Regions from separate parts of the Homo sapiens genome. Here region 2 is linked to region 1. Evidence: read pairs that join two places in POLR2A ChIA-PET (ENCODE). Cell type or tissue: B cell. All regions are shown on one strand. Links, peaks and the distances in the headings refer to the core of each region. The heading gives the core; the rest is flanking DNA.

Evidence for each region. Peaks named below come from ENCODE experiments on the same cell type or tissue, not always from the same donor. Only the 100,000 strongest peaks of a DNase experiment are listed, where the experiment ranks them.
Region 2: POLR2A ChIA-PET joins it to region 1 with 12 read pairs; 8 of 35 experiments call an interaction of 5 or more read pairs at or near these places.

What each region holds. Positions count from the first base shown.
Region 1 is chr11:118,825,733-118,828,645 of GRCh38, forward strand. No RefSeq gene overlaps it. Among named protein-coding and RNA genes, the nearest start is that of DDX6, 36 kb to the left of the region's middle. In B cell, for the core only: no CTCF peak of the experiment used is centred there; no DNase peak of the experiment used is centred there.
Region 2 is chr11:118,934,045-118,936,957 of GRCh38, forward strand. No RefSeq gene overlaps it. Among named protein-coding and RNA genes, the nearest start is that of BCL9L, 9.6 kb to the left of the region's middle. In B cell, for the core only: no CTCF peak of the experiment used is centred there; a DNase peak (open chromatin) is centred at 1,507; H3K27ac peaks cover 478 bases.

The DNA of each region.
Region 1 (2,913 bases), core at 293-2,792:
GCAAAATTTTTAAAAATGTTTTAAATTTTATTGAAAAATCATGAGCAGCTACAGTAATCAAGTCTGTATGGTACTGTATGGAACAGACCAGAAAGTTCAGAAATAAACTGTTAGCTTTATGGTCAATTGATTTTCAAAAAGGGTGCTCAGACAATTCAGTGAGGAAAAAAATCATCTTTTCAATAAATTGTGCTGGGACAACTGGATATCTACATGCAAAAGAAGAAAGTTGGACCCCTTCTTTACACCACATACAAAAACTAACTAAAGTGGATCATAGACCTAAATGTAAAAGCTAAAACTATGAAATTTTTAGAAGAAAACGAGAGTAAATCTTTATGATCTTAAGTCAGAGAAAGTCTTCTTAGATATGACACCAAAAACCCAAACAACAACAAAAATAAATTGGACATCATCAAAATTAAATACTTTTGTGCTTCAAAAGACAGAAACAAGAAAGTGAAAAAACTCACAGAATATGAGAAAATATTTGCAAACCATATATCTGATAAGGGACTTGTATCCAAAATAAATAAAGAGCTCTAACAACTCAACAATAAAAAGATAAATGATCCAATTGAAAAATGGGCAAAAGTCCGGTCTCAGTGACTCAGGCCTGTAATCCCAGCCCTTTGGGAGGCCAAGGCGGGTGGATCACCTGAGGTTGGGAGTTTGAGACCACCCTGACCAACATGGTGAAACCCTATCTCTACTAAAGCTACAAAATTGGCTGGGCGTGGTGGCACATGCCCGTAATCCCAGCTCGTTGGGAGGCTGAGGTAGGAGAGTCGCTTGAACCCAGGAGGCAGAGGTTGTGGTGATCCGAGCTCACCATTCCACTCCAGCCTGAGCAACAAGAGCGAAACTCCGTCTCAAAAAAAAAAAAAAGAAAGAAAGAAAGAAAGAAAAGAAAGAAAAAAAAATGGGGAAAGATTTGAATAGAAATTTCTGCAAAGAAGATATATAAATATTGCTGCCGTAACAAATGTAGTGGCTTAACCCAATACCACTTTATTATCTTACAGTTCTGGAAGTCAGGAGCTCAACATGGGTAGAAATGGAAAGTGACTGCTAATGAGTATAGGGCTCCTTTTTGGGGTGAGGAAAATATCCTAAAATTAATTGTAGTGATTTTTTTGGTAGAGACAATGTTTCATCATGTTGCCCAGGCTGGTCTCAAACTTCTGGGCTCAAGTGATCTGCCTGCTTCCGTGGTTGCACAGCTCTGTAAATAAACTAAAAAACCGTTTTGTATGTACCCCATCTTGGGTTGTTTGGGATTTTCTTGTTTGTTTGTTGTTTTGTTTTGTTTTTGTTTTATTTTGTTTTGTTTTGTGACAGGGTCTCACTTTGTCACCCAGGCACATACAGGCTGGAGTGCAGTGGTACCATCACAACTCACTGAAGCTTCAACCTCCTGGACCCAAGGGATTCTCCCACCTCAGCCTCCCAAGTAGCTGAGACACAGGCATGCGCCACCATACCTGGCTAATTTTGTTAAGAAATGAGGTCTCTCTGTGTTGCACAGTCTGGTCTCCAACTCCAGGGCTCAAGTGATTGCCCCACTTCCGCCTCTCAAAGTGCGGGATTATAGGCATGAGCCACCACACCCAGCCTGTATGTGTACTTTAAATGGGTACATTGCATGGTATGTAAACTACGTCTCAATAAAGCTGTTAAAAAATAACAAATGAGGCCAGACGTGGTGGCTTCTGCCTGTAATCCCAGCACTTTGGGAGGCCAAGGCAGGCGGATCACAAGGTCAAGAGATCGAGACCATCCTGGCCAACATGGCGAAACCCTGTCTCTACTAAAAATACAAAAACTTAGCCAGGTGTGGTGGCACGTGCCTATAGTCCCAGCTACTCGGGAGGCTGAGTCAGGAGAATTGCTTGAACCTGGGAGGTGGAGGTTGCAGTGAGCCAAGACCATGCCACTGCATGCCAGCCTGGGAGACAGAGTCTTACTCTGTCTCAAAAAACAAAAACAAAAACAAATAAACAAAAAAAACAAATGAATGACTCCTAAGTAGGATGCTGTATCAATTTAACAAAAACACACCACAAATGGACTTAAAGAATAAAGGAAATGTATTGGCTCATTTAACTGAAAAGTATAGAGGAAATAAAGACTTTAGGTGTGGTACAGTCAAAACCTCCTTCCCCAGCAGTTGGAGCTCCAACTGTACATGCTGCTACACAGTTGAGGGAGAGTGAAATGGATATTGTGGAGACAACACCCACTATGACCATCCACTATGGTCCTAAGGGCAAAGAGAAAACAGGTGGCTCACGGCTGGGCGCAGTGGCTCATACCTGTAATCCCAGCACTTTGGGAGGTCGAGGCAGGCAGATCACTTGAGTCCAGGAGTTTGAGACTAGCCTGGGAAACATGGCCTGTCTCTATAAAGAATACAAAAAATTTAGCTGGGTGTGGTGGCACACGTCTATAGCACTAGCCTGGGCGACAGAGTGACACCCTGTCTCTACATTTTTTAAATAAATAAATAAATTGAAAAAATATATAGTAAAAAAGAAGAAAACAGAAGGGCAGGCCTGGCATGGTGGCTCATTCCTGTAATCCCGGCATTTTTGGAGGCTAAGATGGGAGGATCACTTGAGACTTTGAGAACAGCCTGGGCAACATATGAAGACCCCATCGCTATAAAAAAATTTTTTTTAATACTTTGGGAGGCCAAGGCAGGCAGATCACTTAAGCCCAGGAGTTTGAGACCAGCTGGGCAACATGGTGAAACCTTGTCTCTACTAAAAAACAAACAAACAAACAAAACAATTTTTTTAATCAAAAAGAAGGGCTAGGCACGGTGGTTTACTCCTGTAATCCCAGCACTTTGGGAGGCCAAGGCAGGCAGATCATCTGAGGTCGGGAGTTGGAGACCAGCCTGGCCAACAT
Region 2 (2,913 bases), core at 185-2,684, 110 kb after region 1:
TATTAGGCAGGCGCGGTGGCTCATGCCTGTAATCCCAGCACTTTGGGAGGCCAAGGCAGGCAGATCACGAGGTCAGGAGATTGAGACCATTCTGGCCAACATGGCGAAACCCTGTCTCTGCTAAAAATACCAAAAAAAAATTAGTTGGGTGTGGTGATGCACGCCTGTAGTCCTAGCTACTCGGGAGGCTGAGGCAGGAGAATCACCTGAACCCAGGAGGCAGAGGTTGCAGTGAACCAAGATCGTGCCACTGCCCTCCAACCTGGGCTACAGAATGAGACTCCATCTCAAAAATAGGCCAACCTATTCTAACTCCTAAGGCATTTGTAATCTCAGCTCTGAAATCCCAAATCAGGAAGTGTTTTTAAAAGACATAGCTCTGCCGGGCACGGTGGCTCATGCCTGTAATCCCAGCACTTTGGGAGACCTAGGCGGGTAGATCATGAGGTCAGGAGTTTGAGACCAGCCTGGCCATTATGATGAAACCCTGTCTCTACTAAAAATACAAAAATTAGCCAGGCATGGTGGCATGCACCTGGGAGGCTGAGGCAGGAGAATCACCTGAACCTGGGAGGCGGAGGTTACAGTGAGCCAAGATCGCACCATTGCACTCCAGGCTGAGTTACAGAGCGAGACTCTGTCTCAAGAAAAAAAAAAAAAAAGACATAGCTCTGAGATAAGGGAATAAGCCCAATGCTTCTGTCTTCCTGTAGGGTCTCACAACCTCAGGAATACATCTGCTTTATCTGCAGGGACTAGGGTGCTGCTTTTTTTTTTTTTTTTTTCCCCAGAGGTGGTTGTCTCACTATATTGCCCAGCCCCAAGTTCTTATCCTTACTAGTCATTGTACAAATAATACAGGTACCTGCCTTCAAGGGGCTTATAAGATGGGGACAGTGAGAGAACAATAAAAGATGCTGAATAGGCCGGGCGCGGTGGCTCACACCTGTAATCCCAGCACTCTGGGAGCCCTAGGCAGGCAAATCACCTGAGGTCAGGAGTTCAAGGCCAGCCTGGCCAACATGGTGAAACCCCATCTCTACTTAAAATACAAAAAAAATTAGCCTGGCGTGGTGATGCACGTCTGTAATCACAGCTACTTGCGAGGCTGAGGCAGGAGAATCGCTTGAACCAGGGAGGCGAAGATTGCAGTGAGCCGAAATCACGCCACTGCACTCCGGCCTGGGAAACAGAGCAAGACTCCATCTCAAAAAAAAAAAAAAAAAAAAGATGCTGAGTAATTAAATCATATGAAGTTTATGCAGTCAGTGCAAATTGCATCCTCAGGTAGACCTGGTGGAGAAAGAGAAAACTGACCTGGAGCTGGAAAGACAGGCCAGGGACAGAGTCACACAGAGGGCTCGGTGAGGGGCAGGGAAAGAGCAAAAGCAGGATTAATGTCAATAGGAAGGGAGTGAATCTCAAAGACCAACTACCTAGTTCAAGTTCTCTTTTTTTGTTTTTTTGTTTTTTTTTTCTGAAACGGGGTCTCACTTCGTTGCCCAGGCTGGAGTGCGGTTGCCACGGCTCACTGCAGCCTCAGCCTTCCTGGGCTTGGGTGGTCCTCTCACCTCAGCCTCCTGCGTAGCTGGGACTACAGGCACGTACCACAACACCCGCTAATTTTTGTATTTTTTGTAGAGCTGGGGTTTTGCCATGTTGCCCAGGCTTGTCTCTAACTCCTGGGCTCAAGCAACCCTCCCTCCTCAGCCTCCCAAAGTGCTGGGCTTATAGGTGTGAGCCACTGTACCCAGCCTTCAAACTCTTTCTGATGGTTACCTCCCTGCCAACATCTCTGGCCAGCAGTGTATTAGCATCTTCTTCTTTTTTTTTTTTTTTTTTTTCTTGAGATGGAATTTTGCTCTGTCACCAGGCTGGAGTGGGGTGGTCTCAGCTCACTGCAACCTCGACCTCCCAGGTTCAAGCAATTCTCTTGCCTCAGCCTCCCTAGTAGCTGGGACTACAGGCGTGCGCCACCATGCCCAGCTAATTTTTGTATTTTTAGTAGAGACAAGGTGTCACCATGTTGGCCAGGATTGTCTTGATCTCTTGACCTCGTGATCCACCCGCCTGGGCTTCCAAAGTGCTGAGATTACAGGCGAGAGCCACGGCCCCTGTCCATCAGCGTCTTCTTGAACACCTTTAGTAACAGGGAGCTTACTGTTACTCCCAAGACAGCTCACTCCGTTTATGGACATCTGTTTTTCCTTCCTCAAAGCTGAACTTCATCTACCAGTGGTCTCCACGGAACTAAACTTCATTTTGAGATAATCTCTTATCTCCTGGTGGTCCGTGCACTACCTTTTGGGGGTGCACACTGTAAATCTAATTCTTCCTCCCCATGATAGCCCTTCAGGTATTTGAGCTTTAGTGGTCCCTACTCTTTCTTTTTTTTTTTTTTTCTGAGACAGAGTCTTGCTCTTGTTGCCCAGGCTGGAGTGCTGTGGCACAATCTCAGCTCACTGCAATCTCCACTTCCTGGGTTCAAGGGATTCTCCTGCGTCACCCTCCCAAGTAGCTGGGATTACAGGCGCCCGCCACCACGCCCAGCTAATTTTTATATTTATAGTAGAGACAGGGTTTCCGCATGTTGGCCAGGTTGGTCTCAAACTCCTGACCTCACGATCCACTCTTTACTTTTGCCTAAACATTCCCAGGTCACAAAACAATGGCTCCCATCATAACACCTGGCCAACTTACAATAAAGCAAGATTATCTGTCTTCTCCTTTATTCCAAATACCATATCTCCAGTAACGTGACTTAACATTGGATTTGCTCCTGGCAGTCATGTTATGCTGATGTCCCTTTTTCTTTTTTCTTTCTTTTTTTTTTTTTTTTTTGAGACAGAGTTTTGCTCTTGTTCCCCAAGCTGGAGTGCAATGGCGTGACCTCGGCTCCACTGCAAACTCCGC